Linked DNA regions of Mus musculus: all the other regions are linked to region 1. Evidence: chromatin loops called from intact Hi-C (ENCODE). Cell type or tissue: left cerebral cortex. All regions are shown on one strand.

Evidence for each region. Hi-C counts contacts between places; a loop is a spot of excess contacts. Peaks named below come from ENCODE experiments on the same cell type or tissue, not always from the same donor. Only the 100,000 strongest peaks of a DNase experiment are listed, where the experiment ranks them.
Region 2: it touches region 1 in a loop (5-fold over the local background); 5 of 42 quality-filtered maps call a loop at or near these places.
Region 3: it touches region 1 in a loop (3-fold over the local background); 5 of 42 quality-filtered maps call a loop at or near these places.

What each region holds. Positions count from the first base shown.
Region 1 is chr6:85,507,477-85,515,476 of GRCm38, reverse strand. Egr4 (early growth response 4) reads left to right here and starts at 1,888. Exons shown (of 2, transcript NM_020596.3): 1 at 1,888-2,212; 2 at 2,534-4,356. The coding sequence starts at 2,080. The coding sequence ends at 3,837. In left cerebral cortex, a CTCF peak has its summit at 4,809 (motif pointing right); DNase peaks (open chromatin) are centred at 4,088, 4,800, 5,420, 6,666 and 4 more places; H3K4me3 peaks cover 2,925 bases; H3K27ac peaks cover 2,096 bases.
Region 2 is chr6:85,583,064-85,591,063 of GRCm38, reverse strand. It overlaps Alms1 (ALMS1, centrosome and basal body associated), which reads right to left and starts at 3,533. Exons shown (of 23, transcript NM_145223.2): 1 at 3,038-3,533. The coding sequence starts at 3,418. In left cerebral cortex, a CTCF peak has its summit at 4,066 (motif pointing left); DNase peaks (open chromatin) are centred at 2,733, 3,496 and 4,090; H3K4me3 peaks cover 1,599 bases; H3K27ac peaks cover 659 bases.
Region 3 is chr6:85,570,544-85,578,543 of GRCm38, reverse strand. No RefSeq gene overlaps it. Among named protein-coding and RNA genes, the nearest start is that of Alms1, 13 kb to the left of the region's middle. In left cerebral cortex, CTCF peaks have their summits at 267 (motif pointing left), 1,213 (motif pointing right) and 4,379 (motif pointing right); DNase peaks (open chromatin) are centred at 2,685 and 2,803.

The DNA.
Region 1 (8,000 bases):
CGGAGCCCAGAGAGGAACCTAGGGGATGAATACAGAGGATGCTGAGTGTTCTACTATACTGAGTTTATACCATAGGTAAAGGAGCACAGACTCTTGAAAAGGCGTAAGGGGAGGGGATTCTCGGAGATACACCAACAGTCTTTCTGTAGCCCACAACCTGCAAGGAATTTGTTTCCATTTTGAGGATAGTGGAAATGAAGTAGGGGGACCTCAGACCATGTTAAACTTAATCGTTTGATCAAATTATTTCAGGCTGGAGCGGTACCCCAGCAGTTAAGAGAGCTTACTGCTCTTGCAGAGGGCCCAGGTACTGTTCCCAGCACCCACATTGGGCCACTCATAACCATCTATAACTCTAGGTTCCAGAGGGATGCAGCACATCTGGGCTCTGTGGGCATCTGCACTCTCATGCACAATCCCCCACACACACATAGACACACAATTTACAATAATAAAAATAAATCTAAAATGTAAGACATGCTATTTCAAACTGGCATAATGGTCTTTAATCCCAGAAGCACCCGGTTCCCTGCAGGTAGCAGAAAAGGGACTGCCACAATTTGCCAGCTGTCTGTTAAAAACTGAATATCCTGTAGCTTAGACTTATACTCATTAAGAATTTATCCCATATATGTTCACATTTATACAGTTAAGGATAATGACATCAACATTTCAAAAAAAAAAAAAAGTTGGAAGTTACCTATGTGTCCGTGGATATGAACCAATCCAACGCTTATTCAGGGTCTCCCTGTGCCATGGAGAACCAGTCAGCCTTAGAAAATAGCCTAAGAAAATAGCCTTAGAAAATAGGTCTTTGTCTTCAGACATGATGCAATCTCTCAGCTAGTTTTAGTGAAAAAAAAAATATTTCTAGAACAGTTTGAATGTTTGTATAGACAAAAACATTTTCCCCAAAACTACTCAAGAAATGTCAACATGGCTACCTCAAGAAAAAAAAGTGAAGGCAAGAGAAACCTTTAATTTTCAGAATGTACTCTCAACTTGGCATGATGACATACCAAGGATATCATCTCTCAGGACTTAGGAGGCAGAGACAGAGGCTGATGGATCTCTCTAAGTACAGGGTCATCCTGGTCTACACAGTGAGTTCCAGGTCATCCAGAGCTGCATGTGAGGCCCTGTCTCAAAAAAGAAAGGAATATTCTTGTATACTAGTTGATCCCGCCCACCTCCATCATCAAATTTTTCATTATGACGATTTTTATATAATTTTTTCAAAGCACAGTAAAATGTTAAAACGGAAGCAAACACAAACACACCTAAATAAAGGCAATCTTTAAGGAACTGCTTATCTCAGACATCCCCACCCCCACACCCCCAGTGCTTTCACATCTGGCTTTTTCAGGACTCAGGTCCTCATGCAACTCAATCCTGCTTGTAACTTAAGTGCTGTTATCCATTTCAGGGCTACTAAGTGTTCCCGGGACTTCATGTTATTTTGTTATTTCTCTCCTTAGCAAGCTCACAGGTGAAAAAAAAAAACAAACTGGTATTAGGTGGGAACAAACGTTTTAAGTGGGAAACGGCAGGTTCGAACCAGTAATTCTACGGACTGGAGGGCAAAGCGCATCCCGGGTGCTCACACGGAGCTCAGCCCCTGCGGGGCGCACCCGTGGCCCAACGCACACGAGGCTCCACGCTCTGGGGACTCGCGCGCACGCAGCGGCGCGAGCCCGGCGGCGGCAGCAACGTCACAGGCCGAGCTTTCCTTTTCGGGAGTCCCCGGCATACATCCTGTGTCCATGTTTGGTCATTTACGTCACGGCGCCAGGGCCGGGGCCTCCCGAAATGGCAGTGGCCCGGGGAGTCGGAAGCCCGGAGCCAGCGCCGCCGCAGCTATATAAGTGGGGGGACTGTAGGTTGGGGGAGCCCTGTTGCACTTTGGAGAAGCCAGGAGCCGCCACCCGAGGCAGGTGCCGGTGAGCCAGGGCGCCGCGGCCCCCCAACCCTCGTGCCCCAGCCAAGCGCCCGGAGCCTGGAACTGGGGCGCCCGGATTCCCTGCCAGCCGCGCGCGCCCCAGTCCAGCGAGGCCCCGGGCGCCCCGCCGCCACCGCGCCATGCTCCACCTGAGCGACTTCTCCGGCTCCGACGCGCTTCTCTCCAAGCCCACCGAAGGCTGCGCCCACGCCAGCCCCGAGCTGCCCCGGCTGCCTGCTAGGGACGCTCCCTCGGCCGCCGCGTATCCTGGAGGTAAGGAGCGGGTCTGGGAGCTCGAAGACTCTGAACGCGATGAAGGGTGATAGGAGAGGCGCGCGGGGTGGGGGGTGGGGGTCCCCAAGCGCGCAGTACCATTCCCACCCCCACCAAGGCCACAGGCGCCTGTGCGGGAGCCTTGGGTGTGCGCGCCCTGGGGCGTCCGTGGGGGTCCCTCTGCTGCAGGATCGGAAGTGCACGAGGCGCTCTGCGGGTGCCTTGCGCCAGGAGGACTCGGGTGGAGGGGGTCGCAGCTGTAGGCTCCGAGGCACGCCCTTTGAGGTGTGCGGGGCTGATGCGTGGTCCCTCCTTTGGCAGGCGACTTCTTGAGCTGGGCTTTGAGCAGCTGCGGCGCCGGGGGGGACTTAACAGACTCCTGCTTCCTGGAGGGCCCTGCACCCACGCCCCCTTCGGGCCTCAGCTACAGCGGCAGCTTCTTCATCCAGGCGGTTCCCGAACACCCGCACGACCCGGAGGCCCTCTTCAACCTCATGTCTGGCATCTTGGGCCTGGCACCCTTCCCCGGTCCCGAGGCGGCAGCGTCTCGGTCCCCCCTGGATGTCCCTTTCCCCGCGGGCCCCGATGCCTTGCTGCCGGACCTCTACTCCCCAGATCTGAGTTCGGCCGCCTTTCCGGAGGCGTTTTGGGAGGCAGCGCCTTCGGCGGGCGCTCCCTCGCAGTGCCTGTTCGAGCCCCAGCTCTCCCCGCCCGACGTCAAGCCAGGGCTGCGGGCGCCTCCCGCTTCGCCAGCGCTGGACGCTGCTGCTTCAGCCTTCAAAGGGCCCTATGCCCCCTGGGAGCTGCTGTCGGCCGGGGTCCCGGGGAACTGTGGGTCGCAGGGGAGCTTCCAGACCACCCCGGAGGCCCGCTTCTCTGCAGTAGGGACCAAGGTCGAGGACCTGCTGTCCATCAGCTGCCCCGCCGAGCTGCCCGGCCCGGCCGCCAGACTCTACCAGGCAGGGGCCTACGACACCTTCTCGTTGGCCCCAGGTGACTTAGGGGAGGGGACCGAGGGCCTCCCGGCGCTGCTGACCCCTCCCGGCGGGGAGGGAGGGAGCGGCGGCGAAGGCGGAGAGTTCCTGGCCGCCCCTCCGGCGCAGCTGTCCCCTCTAGGCCTGCGCGGTGCCGCCACGGCGGACTTCTCCAAACCCCTGGTGGCCGATCTCCCGGGGGGCAGCGGCGTGGCCGCGCCCTCATCCCCCGCCGCATCCTTCCCCGCGGCCAAAGCCCGACGCAAGGGACGCCGGGGCGGCAAGTGCAGCGCGCGCTGCTTCTGCCCGCGGCCGCACGTCAAGGCCTTCGCCTGCCCGGTGGAGAGCTGCGTGCGGAGCTTCGCGCGCTCCGACGAGCTCAACCGCCACCTGCGCATCCACACGGGCCACAAGCCCTTCCAGTGCCGCATCTGCCTGCGCAACTTCAGCCGCAGCGACCACCTCACCACGCACGTGCGCACCCACACGGGCGAGAAGCCCTTCGCCTGCGACGTGTGTGGCCGCCGCTTCGCGCGCAGTGACGAGAAGAAACGGCACAGCAAGGTGCACCTAAAGCAGAAGGCGCGCGCGGAGGAGCGCCTCAAGGGCCTGGGCTTCTACTCGCTGGGCCTCTCCTTCGCCGCGCTGTAACCGGAGCTGGCCCCGTAGGTCGGGGGCGCCGGGTGCTCGGCGCACGCGGCACGGTCCGGCCGGTCCCTCGTTCCCCGCTGCCCTCCCTGCCTCTTCCACGCACGTCCGGGGCCACCCGCAGTCCAGCTCCAGTTTCCCCCGAAGCGCCCGCCGCTCACGCCCTTCAGCACGGGTTCCGCGGACAGCGCCCGCTGTTCGGGAGCCGCCTTCCTCCAGCCAGCCTCTCTGGGGACAGTCCTCTCGGTCCACCCACAGAACAGGCACTTCCTTGGGACTGAAGAAAGTGTTTTTGTAACTGGCGTACGCCCCACGCCTTCCTCTTTATCCCTCCCCAGAGACAAGCTGGGGATGTACCGAGCCGGTCTCTTAAGAACTTTGTACAGCAAGTCTTTGGATGTGATGTTTTTGCTTTGGGGTTATTTCCTTTTTGTTGTTCATTTTTTGTAAAGCAGACGCTACTCTCAAGCATTTGACAAAACTGTTTATTTTTGCAATTAAAATTATTGTGCTAAAAGCTTACCGAATCTGCCTTGTAAAAACTCCTAACAGTGATCTCTTTAACTTCACTCCCAGGACAGTATATGCCAGGAGACAGGAAATACCCACATGGTGAGATTCAGGCCTCCGACATTACTGACAAACACTCCTACAAGACACTGTGATTCACATTAGGCATTTAATAAATATAAGAGAATGAACTGATGTACTTCTTCACTGCTGACTTAAGGATTAGCAGTGTTTCTGGAACCAAAAGTGGAAGGCAAAGGTAGTAACGTCATGATATCCTCTAGGCCTCAGTCTCTAGTACCAATCTCAGAGCAGGAGGCAGTCAGTGCAAGTCGATTACTGTGTAATCCAACTGGAAACAACCAGGGTCGGTTATCCCTAACTCAGGAGCTTGCTTTCCAGCCCCAAATGGAAGGGAGGATGAGCCTTTGGAAAAGGCTTCCTTTCAAACAGGAAAGATTTGGCACTAGAGGGCGCCCTGGGCAGTAGAGGCCGATGCATTTTAGTGAAATGTGACTACTCTGTTAGCATTTGCTACCACAGATACATCTGTTCAAGAATCACTGCTGTAAAGACCAAAAGGGTCTCTGGGTTTATCTAGGCCAGACCCGAGGCTGTGAGGAACAAGCCAGAGGCTCCTGGAAGGGCCCTCCCTCTCCAGATGACAGTCCTTTTATTAAACAGCCGAACTCACGGCACAGTCAAAACCCTTGCCAAAACTTTACTTCCAGGTTAACCGTTTATGGTTTGGGGGTGCAGGCAGGCACAGAAAACCATGATCCTGTAATAGGGAAGGTGGGACATCCTCTTTATTCTCTTGATTTGCTCCTCAAAGTCTTTTCTACCTTGGGCTGTATAAAAGGCCTACAGTTGCACCTCCTGAATGACAGCTCTATGCTAAAGCAAGGGTGGGTCAACTCAGCTGAAGAGAGGGACGGAGGCAGGGAGAGAGAATATTTAGAGGTCAACTTTATGTAACGTTCTTCAGGAGCCATCTACTAGGGGTTTTGGTTGTTCCTATCTCTGCATGTGTGTACATGTATGTGCATGTGCCTTTGCAAGTGCATACCTTTGCAGAGGAGGATGTCAGATGACCTCTGTCACACCTCACATATACTTTTTTGTTTGTTTTATTATTTTGGATGCATAAATGTTTTGCCTGAATGTATGCATGTGTATTTGGTGCCTACAGAAGTCAGAAGAGAGTGTCCGATCCTCTGGAACTGGAGTTTCAGATGGCTACGGCACACTGTATGGGTTATGGGAATCAAACCTCAGTCCCCTGCAAGAGTAATAAGTGCGCTTAACCACCAGGCCATCTTCCCCAACCCTCTTGCACTGTAGTGTCTCTCTCTCTCTCTCTCTCTCTCTCTCTCTCTCTCTCTCTCTCTGTCTCTTTTATTTTTTCTGATACGGTCCCTCAGAAGCTGAAGGTTTGGGGGGGGGGTGTTTGGCTAGAGTAGGCAGCCTGTAAATCTCCTAGATACCCCTGTCTCCTCCACCCCTCAACCCTGGGTTACATGCACCTACAAGTTATTAGTGGCCATGCTCAGCTTTTACAGTGTGTACCGGTTATTAAAATTCAGACCCTCCTGCTAGCACAGCACATGAGCTTACCCATTGATCATCTATCTTGCTTAGTTATTTTGTTTTGCTGAAGAAATGTAGCTTTCTTAAAGGAAAAGGGAAAACATCCCCAGAGTAGAGAATACACCAAGAGAGAAATACTCTGTCTTGGTTTTTGAGATAAGGTCTATCTCTCACTGGACCTGGCTGACTGTCCTGTCAGTGAAGGCCAGGGATCCCCTGTTTCTGACTCCCCAGCTCAGGTATTATAATCTGCCCAGATTTTCTTTTTTAGCATAGGTTCTGGGGCTGGAATTTAAGTCGTGCTGCCAAGGCAAGCACTTTACCAACTGATCTCTCTCCTGCCCCCAGCTCCTCTTGAACCAGGAAAGACCTCACACAGATGCCTGGATTGGTGCTCCTGCTTTCTCAGCACCCCTCCCCCATATGCTTGCCCTCCAGTAACCTGTGATTAAAAACGTTGTCCCCTGCAGGGGAGCACCTTAAGCAAGGAGGTGAACAACAACAAAGCCACCCCAAAACTAAACAGATGCACTAGGCCCTTCCCTTTCTTCCAGAGTAAGCCGAGCCCAGTTGCAAAGACCCCAACTAGGTGAGCAACCAAGAGGACTCAGAGACTGGATCAGGTGCCTGAGATCAGCCAAGCTGCCTGGACGAGGTTTAGAGCAGATGAAGTGCCTGGAAAAGACACTCTCCAGCCTGCTGAGCTGCCAGCAGGCTGTGTGCAGTGCCACGTTTTCCCAGCTTTTACAAGCTGTGTCATGCATGCTGCAGTGGGCCTTGGTGATACAGCTGTCTTTGAGTCATGCCTGCTCCTGTAAGTAATGTCAATAAAACTCACTGGTTCACCAGCTTGGACTTTGGTGGTATCTGTACTTTAGTCTGTCATGGGTTCGCTACCAGGGATGAATACATGAATCTGTTTCGTCTCCTCAGGAAAGGTTTTGTCACCCAAATGCAACCCCAACAGCTGACCAGAGACAAAATGACTGAGACTTGTAGCCTTAGATATTAAGTCATTCTCTCCCTAGGTATTAAGTGCCCTCTCAGGACTGAGGACTTATGTCTAATAAACCAATTTTGACAAATTGATGCTGTCTCTTCCAAAAGAAATGCTATTTCAGAAGTATGGCCTGCAGAGGGCAATATTTAACCCTTTGGAGCCCAAGTGATGGATTGACTGCCAGACACTGAGAGGTAAGTGGTAGATTCAGGAGACCTGAGCTAAAAGGTGAGCCACATTATCTTTCTGACTATACCTTCAGACATACACACTCATAGGCATGACCTCAGACTTCATTTCTATACAGAGTAGGCAAGGCAGAGCATGGAGGCCCAGCTTTTCTTCTTTTTCTTCAGGTTTTATTGATTCTTTGTGAGTCATGCAGCCCAGTCCCACTCATCTCCCCATCCCCTTGTATCCACTCTCTGCCTTTGCAACCACCCCCCTAAAAAATAAAAAACACACAACAAAAAACAAACAAACAAACAAAAAAACAAAGCATAGAAAAATCTCATCGTGGAAGCTGTAGTGTGTCCCACAGTGTGTCCCTCTGTAATCTCTTGCAAATGTTCACTGCAATGAGTCATCATCCTGGTTTGATGTCTCTGGCTTCTGTGTCATGAAGACCCTGCAGCTTTGGATCCCCAGGACAGAAAAGGCCCATAGCTTAAGCAGCACCAAACCACACCACTGGAACAAAAGGAGGTCATATAGGCAGGCCGTCATCAGCGGCTAGTCTCTGAACCAGAACGCCCTTGCCAGCTTCTGCTGGGTTCCATCACTGTGGTCCTCTCCCTCCCTTCTCTGATTTCCTCATACCCTACTATTAAGTTTAACGGGATAAGAAAAGGGAACTCAGGAAAGCGACTTTGTAGTAATCCTGGTGACTGGCCAAGAAGTCCTCTTCATCCCCATGTAGTGGAGATTCCCCAGGGACCTTGAAGGAAGAGAATGTTAGGCCAGATATGGAGAAAATTAAAGTCAATCAGAAAACCCAAATTGAAATCAAAAAAGCATCAAGGGGCTGTCAGTTCATTTTTATTTTAGCTTGATTTTTATTGTTTTG
Region 2 (8,000 bases), 76 kb before region 1:
TCCATAGTAAGATTCTGTCTCAAACACAAAACAAAATTTCCACGGGAGGAGAAAGACACCCCAAGCTCTAAGAAGCAGTATTTTTCTACTTCAATTAGACAGGTCACTGTAATACAGAAAAACAATTTTCTCGTATTAGGTATGGTAAGTGGACTAATTTAAGAATTCCTCCACTAGACCTAAAGAAATAAATTTAAATATTCATGGCTATTAAAATAAGTCAGAAGAAAGTAAGTTAGGAAAGGTCTTCAAAAGTATAGCTTTCACTATGGTCTAGATGTAGATAACATACTACTTAAAATTTCTAGCCCAGACCACTTCTCTAATTTTTAAAACCAAATTCAATCTATCACCCACCCAGACAATTCATCACCTGCTCAAAGCCACCACAGATGCGGTCCATCTCAAAATCAGCACAAGCATTTACTCACTAACCTAATACCTGGACACTACCCTCCACATCCAATCCACTATGAAGTACCACGATTTTGCTTTCTAAAAGTTAATGTTATTTTGGGATGGGTGGTGTATGCCAAGTTATTCTAATCTCAGAGCAAGGCTATTTTGTTTTGGCCTCAAAGCAGGCTAGGTTTCAAAGCAAAGGCCCTGCCTCCTTCAGAAAGATCTAGCTTAACAGGCCCTGGCTGCAGCCTGTCTCAGAACATACTGAAATCACTGTCTCCACTCTTTAATGAGCGCACTAGACCATCAGAAATTTGACCCCCTGTGACTCATACCTTCAACTGCACAGTCATAAGAAAACAAAAAGAGAAAGAAAAGAAATGCACAAGGAGTCGCACCAGACAAGACCTAAGCAACCAGAGAGCAGCACCATGACACTTGAACAGTGCCAGAAAAGCTCCCCACTAAAGAACCTAAACTTTCTATTTCTGCCCTTTTGGCTTGTGAATTCATTCACAGCACCATGTCACCAGCCCATCAACCCTGTTTCTGGCATGACAAACATCTCGAAACAACCTATTTCTCCTATTCCCATCAATTTCCCCATTCTATGTAAACCAAGCTGGCCTGGAACTCCAGACCCACCTGCCTTTGCCTATGAATCGGAGGTTCCCAACCTATGGGCCTCTACCCCTTGGGGGTTGCATATCCTGCATTTACTTTAGGATTTATGACAGTAGCAAAATTACAGCTATGAAGTGATTTTATGGTTCAGGGTCACCACAACATGAGATAGAAAAGAGTCGCATTAGGAAGGTTGGGAACCATTGCTCTAAATGCTGGAATTAAAAAGTATACGACACCACACCCTGCTCACTTCCTTGTTCTAAAACCCTTTTTGCCTGACAGCATTGCCCGGGTCCTCTAATTACTGTCCTTCACTTAGTCAGGCTGCTCGAATCCCCCTTGCTAGCACAGCTAGCTACACTATTAATTTTCTTGCTGGAATACAAATCTGATCACAAACTTCTTTATTGACTTCCCAAAACTCCAGAGATAAAGCCTCAAAATGCCTGGCATAACACATAAAGCCTTATAGTCCAGACTCAACTCGATGGCCTTCTTTTTCTTGAAAATGTCATGCTTTAAATGATGTGGTCCAGCAGTAAGTACAATGTTTGCCTAGCTTGCTTAAAGGCCCGGGTTCAATCCTAACCCTATAAAATAAAAAATAAAAAACAAATGTAAAATGTGAAAAAGTCACACTCTTGCTAACCAACAGTGCCTTGTTTTATCTATGCTTTGTTTAACCCCTTGTTTACTAGCCTTGCAGTCTTCAAGGTAACTCCCCAACCTCACTGACAAGTCCAGGTTACCTATTTCATGCATTCATTTTTTTTATGCATGCATTTTTGTATATAGCAGTTTTACTTATGAGATCATGTGAATTTTATCTGCCTCCCTCTTTAGAATGGGAACACTAGGAAGGCAGCAGTTTAGTTCACCATGATTTCCTTAGTATCAAGTACAAGGTAAACACTTAAAGTATAAGCTGAATGAATTTAATACCACCTAGCAAGCAAACATCATGTATTGCTTTTTGACAATCACAGTCCATACTATCACTGTGATAATGAAATTGTTCTGCAATTGCTTTGTCCAACGTGACAGCCACTAAGCAGGTCTATTAAGCACTTGAGAAGTGTACAGGATCACTGAATTCCTAATTTTATTCATTCCCCTTCCCCAATACTAGGGCTTGAAAACTCAAGTCCTTGCACACACTAGGCAAGACCTCTCTACCACTTAAATACACCACCAGCCTTTCTAGTGTTACTTAAAACTAATTCGTATGTAAAGAACCACACGTGACCATACTGACCAACAACGCAGTTCCTGATAGTTAAAAAGCATTAATAGCACGGTTAGTTTCAAAATGATCTTGGTAGGACCTCTGTAAACTTGGCTCTTCCTCTATTTGGTCCTAACTTGGTGCTTTCTAATTTTCCAGACCAGAGCTGCCTCACAAGCTTTCTTTCATTCCAAGTTCCTGCCACTGGCTAGGAACCTATTAATTGCTACAAGTGCAAAGACACACAATGGGCGGGAAGACACACAAAAGCTCACGCAGAATACTTAACCAACAATAATTCCTAGTGGGGGGGGGGGGGTGAGGGGGGGATGTTTCTTGCACTTCAATAAAACTAAGGTGTTAAATGCTAAACGTCTCTCCACCAGTTAGCTATTCCCTAGACTCCCTCCCCAGCTCCCACCTCCTGCCAAAGAAGCCTTTCTAACTGCTCGCTCTGGGAGTACCGGCTCCCAGCGCCATCTGTCTTATCTGCCCTACTTTAAAAACAAAAACAAACAAACAAAACAAAACGAAAAAAAAAAAAAAACGGATCCACTGAGAGGCGCAGGAAACACGGAGCTGTCAATGTCAGGAAGAACCTAAGACTACAAAGAACCTGCCAGCCCCACAAGCAAGGTGTACAGTCCATAAGCAAGGCGACCCGCAGCGCGTAGGTCCCGATATCCTGGACCCAGTTCAGTAGCTCAAGCATCTCTACAGTCGCTTGGCCTCAGCCCCGCTCCTCCCCACAGCCCAGCTCCGGGCTACAGAGCCGCTTCTCACCTCAGTCTTGCCCAGATGCTCCACTGGGGTGTACCGGAGCCGCGGGGACAGAGGCGGAGGCGGAGGCGGAGGCGTGGGAGGGGGCAGAGAGAAAGCACTGCCAGGACGGTCGGGGTGAGCCTGCAGCCAGGCTTTAGCCAGCTCGTCCTCCTCTTCGTCCGAGCTCTCCTGCCGCTGGGACTCGTAGTTAAAATCCAAGTCGGGCCCCGCCTCTTCGAACTCTTCCAGTCTCCCACTCTCCTCAGAGGTCAGGGCCTCCTCGGTCGCCGCCGCCGAGGCGTTCTCCACCTCTTTCTTCCCCTCCTCTTCCTCGCCCTCCTCCTCCTCTTCTTCCTCCTCCTCCTCCAGCTCGTCAGGCCACGGCAGGTCCTCAGGCTCCATGTTGGCCTCGCGCTCCAGGCGCCTTTGGAAGAGGAGGAGAGGGGGAGGGGCGAGGAAGGGAGGGGAAGCGAGTTGACTGGCGGTTGCGGCTGCGCGCAGGCGCACCTGCCCTCACTGCCTCACGCGGGGCGGAGCTGAGAACCAGCCCGCGCGTTGCTAGGGACGCCCCGCGGGGAGCGCGGGAAAGCCGCAGAAGAGCGTCACTAGACCTCGCTCACAGTACCGTATGCTCACAATAAACCTAGTCCGGGCTTTGGGGACGCTAGGGGTCCTGCACAAAGTCACCCATGATTTTTTATCTCTTGCCCTAGAATAAACCAATAATAGTCACGTTCGCAAGTTACAAATTTTAAGGTTAGTGCCAGTCTACCTAGCAGTAGTGAATCTAATGGGATGAGTGAATAGTTAAGAGAGAGAGGGAGAGAGAGAGAGAGAGAGAGAGAGAGAGAGAGAGAGAGAGAGAGGGAAGAGAGGAGAGATAGTTGGGATCTGACTAAACCACAAGCAACTGTGTGAGAAGCGCCTATAAAACGAGGTTAAGAAACCAACCCCGGCCTGGAGAGATGGCTCACGGATTCAATTCCTGAGTTCAATTCCCAGCAACCACATGGTGGCTCACAACCATCTGTAATGGAGTCTGGTGCCCTCTTCTGGTGTCTCTGAAGAGAGCAATGGGAGTGTACTCATGCATAAAATAAAAGAAGGTGGTGGCGCACGCCTTTAATCCCAGCACTTGGGAGGCAGAGGCAGGCGAATTTCTGAGTTCTAAGACAGCCAGAGCTACACAAAGAAACCCTGTCTTGAAAAAAAACCCAGAAATATTAATAAATAAATAAATAATAAAATAAATAAATCTTTTTTTTAAAAAACGAAAAGAAAGAAACCACACACACACACCCTCAGGGCTGAAGAGATGGCTCCACCAGTAAGGCATCTACACCACAAACTGGAGTTTGATTCCCAGAACTCACATAAAAGTGGAAGGCAAGAACTAACTCCCCTAAATTGTCTTTACTGAGTGCACACACAATAGTATAAAGGTAGCTGGATCAGGTAGTACACGCCTTTATTCTCAGCACTTGAGACGAAAAGGCAGGTAGATCTCTGAGTTCAAAGCCAGCCTGGCCTACATAGGGAGTTTCAAGACACCCAGGGTGACATAGACAGACTGCCACAAAAAAAAAAAAAAAAAAAAAGTCTTTAAAAGAGGGCAGGCAGCATGGCTTAGCAGGTAAAAGCACATGACCCTCCATCCTGCCCAACAGGCTTCCAGTAGCAACGCTGTACCTCTTAAACCAACTGTGAAACGAATCATTTCTAATTCAAACCATCACAGAGAGACATTTGTCCATGTCTCCCCAGAAGAAGCCACAACACTGTGCCTAGTGTCTGGAACAGCCTCTGGCATTTAAGGAGCTGCTCAGCGAACACTGTCAAGAGAGAGCAACAGAGTACAGATTGAACTGACAGGCCAGGAGATAACAAATAGAATACTGGAGTCCTGGCTTCCCCTGGGATTCCTAGAGCTGTCTGCCTACTGGAGAACTCTTGACTTCCTCTCCCAGCTAGCAACTAGGGGTCCTCAGACAAGCAAAGAGTGAAGGGCACCTCCAGGTGTTTGTGTGGGAGGAGAGAGGCTCACTGTAACTTTCAGTTGACACCAGGTGGCAAACCCTCATGTAGGATGAATCATTGCCACCAATGGCTAAAGAAATCCATTAACAGCTTCAAAAAATGATTATACGTAGCATATATAGAAAAATGTATATGTATATAAGTGTGTGTATATCTGTGTGATTGGGGAAATAGATGGGCAGATAAATACATACAAAAAATATGATAAAGGACCAGAAAATTTAGGAAAACATAAAAGAAATATATAATAAACCAGTGAAGGGAAAATTAAGTATTCATTAAATTTCCATTTGCTCTCATTTCTGTCACTGTGATTAAATACCTAACAAAAAGGGTTTATTTTAGCTCACAGTCACGCGCTATTTGCAGTCCATCACAACTGGAAAACCGAGACAGCAGGTCACACCACATCCACAGCCAAGAATAGAGGAATTAACACATGTGTGCCTGCTTGCTTGTGAGAGACTGATTGTCTTAAACTGACTTGTGTTGGAAGGTCCCGCTCACTGTCTGTGCCTTTACTCCTTAGGCAGAGGGTCCAGAACTAGAAAAAGGAGAAAAACTGAACTGAGAACAATCAAGAAACATGCGTATATTCCTTTCTCTCTGCGCATGGCTGTGGGTGTGATGTGACTCACTGTGTTAAACACCAGAACTTTCCCACCCTGCTGGTCTGTGCCCTCAGACTGTGAGCCACAATAAGCCGTTCCTCCTTTAAGTTGCTCTTTGTCAGGATGTTTCATCCCAGCAACAGAAAAGTAACTGAGGCCAAGTCTCACTGAGCATGATGATCAATTCCAGATAGCCCACATTTTCAAGACCTTTTGTTTGGAACCCACTCTCAGGTATCCATATCTATTCCAGCAGGTTTGGGGTTTTTTTTGTTGTTGTTGTTTGTTTGTTTGTTTTGTTTTTGTTTTTGTTTTTTCCAGTTATAAGTACTAGAAGTGACTAATCTGGTCAGCTTGCTTGCTTGCTTGCTTGCTTGCCGTAGGATCTCACTCTGTTGCCCAGGTTGTCTTGGAACTTTGTAGCTGATTTCGAACCTGTTGGGATGATCCTTTCTTAACTTCTCTAGTACTAGAACGATAGGCATCAGCCACCATGCTTAGCTTCCTCTACTCATTTTAACTGAAAAGGAAATGCATTGGAAAGAAGCAATCTAGCTCACACACCTGGCAAAGCAGAACCTCCCAGATAAGTCACAGTCTTGAAAAATGGAACGAAGTGCTGTTTGAAGACATCAGCATAGTGCAACTAAACCACGTTGTATGAAACAGGATGAAATCACAAGAAGCATGAAGCTGCATGACTCAAAACAGACAATTACATAGCCACAATTTATAATCATAATGTAAGGAGCAACACAATAACCCAACACTCCTCACTTTTGCAACTGGACACAAACCTTAGCATATCGCTTTCACCCTTTTCATATCTACTTCATGTCTCAGCCTATATCACAGGGTCTTTGATCCATTAGGTGACTCCAAACTATTTCTGAGAGAATCTTACCTACATAAGGTGACTGTCATCTTCCATTACATGATATTGCTAGACAGGTCATTCTAACAGAACGCCCCCAGAAAATCACCTGTGTTCCAGATATATTCCTTGTAAAACACTTTTTTCAGATTCATTTATTAATGTGTAGGAATGTTTCTCTGCATCTATGTATGTGCACCACGTGTGTGCCTGGTACCTGAGGAGGCTAAAGGAGGCTATGGAATCCCTTAGAACTGGAGTTACAGGTAGTATGAGCCACCATCTGGGGCCCAGGACCACTGCAAAAACAAGTACTCTTAACCCATAAGCAATCTCTCTCCAGATATAGTCTCTCCTTACTCCACATTGTCATACTCTCTCTAGTTCCCTTGGTAATCCGAATCCATTTGCTTGACCAATTAGAAAGCCCCTTTCTGACTTATTAAGCCAAGTGCATGAAAAGTAAACCATCAAGCATCAACTTCCCGTTCATATGAGCTCTTGTTACATCCTTGTTGAAAACTAATTCTATCAATCCAGAGTCCCAGAGACAGAAATGTGACAAAATTCAAAGTTTTACATTGAAAATTCACAACTGCTTTTACTCATTTGGTTCCCAGGTCTATGAATTCTGACTGTGGAAGAAATTTCACTATTCCTGAGATGGTAACATTTCAGAAGTGAGAAGGTACCCACTTCCCTTCCCCTGACTTCCCTGGTTATCTCACATTTGGCTTAATAACAGTCTGAACAGCCTGAAAGTTGACACCGGAAGCTCACGGTGAGGAAGGTCATAAAAAGACCTGCAATTTTTTTTTTTTTCGAGACAAGGTTTCTCTGTGTAGCCCTGACTGTCCTGGAACTCACTCTGTAGACCAGGCTGGCCTCGAACTCAGAAATCCGCCTGCCTCTGCCTCCCAAGTGCTGGAATTAAAGCCGTGTGCCACCACCGCCCGAAAAGACCTGCAATTTCTATAAGTTTCTTCTTTCTTAGACAAAGTGAGAGAAGGTGTTATACAGAGATATACATGTGAAAGATAATAAGGAATTTGGATAAAAATTACATGGTTATGGAAGCTGAAAAGACCCACAACAGGCTGGAGACTCAGGGATCTTGGTCCAAGGAATCTTACATATAACTTTAAATCTGAGGCATAAGGACTCAAGAATCTGATGCAATCCCAAAACTGAGATTCAAGAGCAAGACGTAAAGAATCTGGACTTCACAAACTGCGTGGTGGTGGTGGCACATGCCTTTAATCCCAGCATGCAGGAGGCAATAGATCTCTGAGTTCAAGGCCAGCCTGGTCTATAGAGTGAATTCCAGGATCACCATCACTACATAGAAAAAACCCTGTCTCGAAAAACAAACAACAAAAACAAACAAAGAATCTGGGCTTCACAAAAGACAGAGTTCTACCCAGGGCCCCAGCTGATTGGATGATGCCAGCCTACACAGAGA
Region 3 (8,000 bases), 63 kb before region 1:
TGGAGTTACAAGTGATCATGACCAGCTGAGAGTCAGACTCTGTTCCTCTGCAAGAGTAGAAAGCATTACTAGCTGCTAAGCCACCTCTCCAACCCCTTTATCTCATTTTTTTATTTATTCAGGGTCTGCCATTGAGCACCCTAACTTGGCTGGTCATCAAGCCAAGGGATCCCCCAGTCTCCACCACCCTTGTATCATTATTACAAACTCATTCCGTTGCACTTGGCTCTTTAAGTAGGTTCTAGGGAACAAACTTAGGCCCTCTTGTGGGCACAGCAAACATTTCCCAGCCCTTAAAATACTACCTTAAAATTTTTGGAGAAACTTGGGATTACAGTGTAGCCAAGAGAAACACCTGTCTTTATGGAAGATCCCACCCAAAACCCATAATGAATATCCTTGCTGACTCTATTAACAAAGGGAAGGCCAACACTAAAAAAACATGGTTAAATTTAGCATAGCCCAGAGGGATTTCCACATGTTATTAAAAAAGACAGTCCATATAGTGTCTTGGAGGGATTTCTTTGGAATGTTGATAAGGAAAGCAAGGTGAGAAAAAATGTTCTAAGTGGGGTTATCTTCTTTTACTAACAGAAACTTTTACACACATAATTCTTATATGCATATATAATTCTGTGAATACAGCTAGAGAAAAATAGACACCAGGTTTAGAGAATGTGTTAACTGAGCAGACACAAGCAGTGAACACTCATGTTTACATGAGGCAGAAGAGAAGGGAGGAGATGTAGAAGAAAGGAGAAGGACTGCAAAGCATTGGCAATCACATGATTTTGGAAAGAAGCAATGGTACCCACAGTCTAATTTCTCAGTAGCTACAAATCTTCCAATTAAAAAAAACAGCAAACTCACTAGATAGCAAAATAAAAAAACAGAAAATGTTTATGACTTAAGAGTGGGAGAATCAGAAAATAAAGCTACAATACTCTCAGTTCAATTTGAACTTCAGAAGCAGAACTATCATCCTAACACTTGCGAGGTGGAGACTGGCGAATCAGAAATGTGAGGACATCTTCAGCTATGTGAAATTTTGTCTCAAAACATACAAACAAACATATAAATAAACAAAATAATTTTAGAGACAGGACATTATAAACAAACAGAAAAACTAGATATAAATTGGGGAGGGGAGTGGTAACAGAGAATCCCAGGAAGAAAGCAAACCACATGTTTCAACACTACACAAACACAACAGAAGAGGGCACTCTGGGAAGGGCTTTCCTGATCCATTACCTGGATTTGGACTTTCGAGTTTTTTATTTGTTTTGTTTTTTGGTGGTGTTTGTTTGTTTGTTTGTTTGTGTGTTTTTGTTTGGTTCGGTTTCATTTGGCATTTGTTTTTGTTTTGATTGATTGACATATAACAATCATACATGTTGATGGAGTAAAACCTTATGTTTTGACCCATGTAAAATTGTTTAAAGATCAGAACAAGTGGTATATCCATTACCTTAAGCATTTTTGATGATTGCTTTATTTTACTTATGTGTGTGATTATTTTGCCTGCATGAGTATATATATGTGTGTGTGTGTGTGTGTGTGTGTGTGTGTGTGTGTGTGTGTGTGTGTGTGTGTGCCTAGTGCCCTCAGAGATCAGCAAAAAGCATAGATTCCTAGAACTGGAGTTACACATCGTTATGAGAAATCATGTGGATATCGGGAACCAAATCCAGGTCCTCTGCAAGAGCAACAAGTGCTATTAACCACTGGGTCATCCCTCCAGCCCTTCCATTACCTTAATGGCTTGTCATCTGTAGTGAGAATGTTCAAAATCCCATCTTCTAGCTCTTTTGAAAGAGAGCTCTGCCATTCTGTGCAAGCACCCTGCTGTATAGAAATTACTCCTTCCTACCTAACACAGCAAGACTGAAGTGGAAAGAGTGCAGGAGTAGGTTAAAAGGGCATCAAATTCCTGAGAGAAATTTCTGAACAGGAAAAAAAAATGAAGGAAAGAAGAAATGTAAAATGACAGGAAGAGGGCCATCAGAACGGCTCAGGAGGAAGAGGGCTTGCTGCATAAGCCTAATAACCTGAGTCCAATCCCTAAGACCCACAGGCCAATCTTCAGCCATCTCTTTACCCTACTATCCTCCTCCAGAAACCACTGTGCAACTTGTGTAACTTCTACTTCTATGGGGAAGGGGGAGGAGAGAGAAAGACAGAGACAGAGACAGAGAGTAGATCAGAGGACTGCATTGAGTATTGGTTCTCATGTGCCTTCTACCATTTGTTTGCTTGTTTGCTTGTTTGTTTTGGCCAATACTGGAGATCTAACTTAAGACCTAATGCTTGTGAGCACTTTACTACTGAACCCTAGTCCCAGCCTCTTCCTCTTCTTCTTCCTCCTCCTCCTCTTCTTCCTCCTTCTTTTGTTTTAGACAAATCTCTCATTGGCCTGAAACTTCACTAATAAGTCAGGCTCTCTCTTCTGATCACTGCAAACGCCTCACTATGGCTGGGATTACGCACAGACCACAATCTTGGCTTTTTAGTGGGTTCTGGGATCTCAACCCAGATCCTAAACCTGTGGCTAGTGCCTTACATATTGCCAACTGAATCTTCTCTCTAATCCTCCTTTTTAAGACTCTACATGTGGGTGAAATCCGTTAGCATCTGTCTGTAAGTGACTGGCTTATTTTGTTAACACAATGTTCTCCCAATCCATCCACACTGTCACATTTTTGGAGGTCCAGAAAAACTAATTTCACCAAAAATTAAAAATAAAAAACAAAATACTGCCAGAATCAAGTCCCACACAAAATTATTATAAGAAAAAAGAAAGACGGTAGAATTACATCCCCAAGCAACAAAAGCAAGCCAAATAAAAGTGTGCCCACAAAATAGTTGAAAACTGTGCCCGGCTATTTCAAGATAAGCTAGAAGACACTAAGAGAATAACACAAACCGGAATAGAACTCAGAAACTGGGTGACAGAACTCAAGGAAGAATAAAAATCAAAAGGAAAAAAGTCCCTTTGCAAATGAAGATTGAAACAGAAAAGACCAAAAGCAGGTACAAAGGGATAGATAATTCCTGAAGAGAAATGTCTAGAAAGCAAAAATGAGAAAAAGTTTAAGTAAAGAAGAAATTGAGAATCCTAAAAAGGGACCATTGAAATGGCTCAACAGGGAAAGGGCTTGCAGCAAAAGCCTGACAACCTGAGTTCAATCCCCGGGGCCCACAAAAGAGTGGGAAAGAAAGCAGCCCACGAAATTGTCCTCTGACCTCCACACTTGTGCCATGGAATATGAGTGTGTAACAACAATGGATTTGTAAAAAATTTCAAGTGACAAAATGAAAGATGAAAGAGGTCACACAAGGCAAAGCTGTAGAATAGATGTTCATTGCTGTCAGGTGTGCTAGCGTGGGCCTCCCAAGATAATGGAGAACTAAAGCCTGCCGGAGCTACACAATGAACTCTAAGCCATCAAGGGATATATAGCCATACCCTACCTCAAACAAACAACAGAAACTTAACTTTGCTGAAAACTAAAAAAGATTTGGAAGTGTCTATGTGTGGTGGTTTGAATAGGTATGGCCCTGATACCTAATAGTGGCACTATTAAGAGGTATGGCCTTGTTAGAGTAGGTGCAACCTTGTTGGAGGAAGTGTGTCACTGTGGGGGTGGGCTTTGAGGTCTCCTATGCTCAAGCTACACCCAGTGTGGGAAACAGTCTCCTTGTGCTGGTTTCGGATCAAGATGTAGAACTCTTAACTCCTTCTCAAGCACCATAAATGTCTGCACAGTGCCACATTTCTCTCCAGAACAATAACGGGCTAAACCTCTCAAATTGTAAGCCACCCCCAAATCAAATGTTTTCTTTTATAAGAGTTGCACGGTCATACTGTCTCTTCACAGCAATAAAACTCTTAACTAAGAGACACTACGTAAAGAAAGAACTAAATATGTGAAGTTACTCACCCCAATATATCCTAATGTGATTGGACTTTAAGGAAAAATAAAAAATAAATCCCTGGGCATCTAAAAGAAAACTGTCTTCTTAAAAATTATATTGTTTGTTTGTATGTATGTATTTATGTGTGTATGTATATATGTATGTATTTTGCAGTGGTAGGGCAATATGCCAAGGCATATATGGTGAGGCCAGAAGACAAGTTGCAGGAGTCTTTTCTCTTCTTCTCTTTTGGTCCCAGGGACCTCACTCTGGTCATCAGACTTGGCAGACATTGCATTTACTCATGGAACCATTTATATGGTCCTCACATGACTTTTTTTTAAAAATTATTTAATTTATTATATATATATATATATATATATATATATATATATATATAGTTGAGCTTGTATATACATGCAGTGTTCACAGAGACCAGAAGAGGGCATCAGGAACCGGGGTTACTGACAGGTGTGACCTGCCCAACAGGTGCAGGAAATCAAACCTAGGTCCTCTGGAAGAACAGCAAATGCTCTTAACTGCTGAGCCATCTCTCCATCCTCTCCCCACTCCCTATGTGACTTTTAGGAAGCCTAACACTAAGGTATCAGGATGGTCGAGTGACTAAGGCAACAGACCCAAGAATCAATCTGCTCTCAGGTGTTTCCAAGAAATAACAGGGAAGCTTTGCCCACGCTGCTTCAATAATATGGCTGCCTAAACAGACCTGAACGAGTACAAAACTAATAGACATGCTACCACGAAGCAGTGAATCTCATGGGCCCATCCCTAGACAAAGAACCACAGACACCTGAGGGATACCAAGAATAGAGACTCCATAGACTCCAGGGGCAAGTCTCCTAACTGGTTATCCAACACCAAGCAGTCAGCCCTGACATCATAGTCATACAAGTAGCACTAATTTTATTTTCTAAGTTAAAATCTTAAAAAAGAAAATCAGATTTTCATCAGACATTTTCTTACAATACTTTAAGCTAGGAGGAAAAAGGGAAGGAGGAGTGAACCTGAGGGAAAAGGCTAAAATACGGATTTTACTTTTAAGTATAAGGATAGAGTCTGCTGCCTCCATATAAGAGAGCAGTAATATTATCATGGGCCTTTCCTAAGGAATCTGTCTGAAAAACTGGCTGCAGGGACTTACATGTGAGGACAGGAGACAGTCACTGAGTGCACACCTCCCTGGAAAGTCACAGTTAGGCTGGACTGTATTCACTATGGCTATGTGCTCTGACTATATGTACGTCAGTTTTTAGTTTGTTTGGTTTTTGTTTTTTTGTTTTTTTGTTTTTGTTTTTGTTTTTGTTTTTGTTTTTGAAGCAAGGTTTCACTATACAGTACTGGCTGACCTGGAACTCACTATGAAATCCAGGCTGACCGTGAACTCGCAAACAAATCAGTCTCCAGGACTGGGTAAGGGACCTTGTCACCAAGCCTAACCAGCTGAGTTCAATGCCCAGGACCCACATGGTGGAAGAAGCTCCTGCGAGCTGTCTTCTGACACAGCACGCCACGGCATGTGCCACTCTACCCCCAACCCCTACATACAAATAAATGTTTTAAAAATAGTTTAGTTGTTTTCGACCTTACCTTTTTGTCGGTCATTGGCCTGGAGTCCACAGGTCAGACTAGGCTGTCTGGCCAGGGAGCACCAGAGATCTCCTGTTGCTAACTCCCTGTGCTTACACCACAAGCCAGTTTTTACCCAGTGCTGGAAATGAAACTCAGGTCCTCATGCTGACAGGGCAAGCATGTCACCAACTAAGCTCACTCCTCAGCCCTTAGAAGATACACATTTTAATGAGCAAGACTAAACTATAGAGTAAAGATGCACATTTGGGTGGGGGGAAAAAAAGCCTTATAAGAAAGATTCGAGAAAGCAAGAGGTTAATAGGATGGTGTTTATTTTTGGGAAGAGGGGAGGCTGGGGCTTGATTGGTTACCCTGAGGGGCTTCCAGCCTGCCTGGAGGTTTCACTGTTTCAATCGGATAGAGTGCATCTTTAAATAATTCATTAAGGCATGCATTTGTTTGTCTGCTGCTATGCTATAGTATCTCACTGTACTGTAAGTGTTCTTGGAGGCAGATCTTATCTTTTTAAATTGAGTTATTAATGTTATGTGTGACTGTTTTCCTGGCATGTTTGTATGTGCACCATGTGAGTACTTGGTGTCCATGGAAATCAGAGTGATGGATGGTTGTGAGCTTCCGTATGGGTGCTGGAGTTGGACCTGGGTCCACTTCAAGAGCAGCAAGTGTTCTTGATACCTGAGCCACCTCCGTAGCCCCCAGAAGGGTCTATCTTGTCCAGGCTATCCTTGAACTCCTGATCCTCTTGCCTCAGCCTTTCAGGTATTGGAATTATGGCTGTGAGTCATCACACCTATCTAAAAATCAACTGAGTCTGCATTTAAGTCATTTAGATATAAATACTATATTTACTATTAGTATGTTGTCTTAGGGTTTCATTGCTGTGAGGAGACACCATGCCCATGGCAATTCTTATTAAGGACAACATTTCTTTTCTTTGTTTGTTTGTTTGTTTGTTTGTTTGTTTGTTTTCCGAGACAGGGTTTCTCTGTGTAGCTCTGGCTGTCCTAGAACTCACTCTGTAGACCAGGCTGGCCTCGAACTCAGAAATCCACCTGCCTCTGCCTCCCAAGTGCTAGGATTAAAGGCGTGCAACCACCACTGCCCGGCAAGGACAACATTTCATTGGGGCTGGCTTACAGTTTCAGAGGTTTAGTCCATTATCACCATGGTGGAAAGCATGGCAGCATGCATGCAGACATGGTGTTGGAGAAGGAGCTGTGAGCTCTACATCTTGTGCCAAGGGCATCCAAAAAGGAGACTTGCTTACACAGGCAGCCAGGGAGAGGTTCTCTCTTCCACACTGGGTGGAGCTTGAGCACTAGGAGCCCTCAGAGTCCACCTACACAGTGACACACTCTTTCCAACAAGACCACACCTATTCCAACAAGGCCATACCTCCTAATAGTGCCAGTTCCCATAGGCCAAGCACATTCAATCCACCACATATATAATATACTAATATAGTATATATTAATATATACTTCCAGTGTTGTGCGTTCACTGTACATAGAATGCATGTGGTTCTAGGTTCCATCCCTGGGACTGAAAAAGATACAGTGAGAACTAAAGCTCCCTGGTGACTACAACATGCAGCCTGGAATGGAGAGCAGCATCTAAGTATAGCCCTTTACTGTTCCTGATATCTGCACATGAATACTGTGGAAATCAGCATAATATGGCTGCCATGCAATTGCTGAAATGATTCACTTGCAAGGAGAAATGGTTTGCTCTGACTCAGTTTTGGAGATTTTCATTTAACATCAGACAAAACTACTGCTCTGAGTCTAGGGATGTTGGGTGGCATCCTGGTTAGTTCAGCTGTCAACTTGACACACCCAGGAAGAAGCAACCTTAACTGAAAATTGCCTCCATCAGATTGGCCTGTAGGTATACCTGTGGGACATTTTCTTGATTGCTAGGTAATGTAGGAGCCCAGCCCCTATGGGTGGTGCCATTCCTAGGTAAGTGGGCTTGAGCTATAAAAGAAAGATAGCTAACTTGGGAGCAAACCAGCAAGTGGCCTTCCTCCATAGTCTCTTCTTCAGTTCCTGTGTCTGGGTTCCTTCCTCAAGGTCCTGATCTGGTTTCCCTCAGTGATGGGCTGTGACCTGTAAGCCAAATAAGCTCTTTTAAGTTGCTTTTGACCACTATTGTATCACGGTAACAGAAAGCAACTAGGGAAAGTGGTAAGGACCACAAGCATGTCATAGAGAAAACCACTCAACTAGAAAGTAGAGGTCAAAAAAAGAAGAGACTGAGGTCTCACAACCCCTTTGAAGGCACATTCTAAGGTGACCCAAGGGCTCCCTCTAGGCTCCACTTCCCAATTGTTTCACAGTGCCTGTCAATAGTGCCACTCTAGGGATAATGTTGGATCTCTTCCTTGGGGAGATTCAAAATTTAAACTAAAGCAGCCGCTAATCCAGCTATAGATCTAGGATGTATCTGTTAAATGCTTTTCCTATCCAACATTA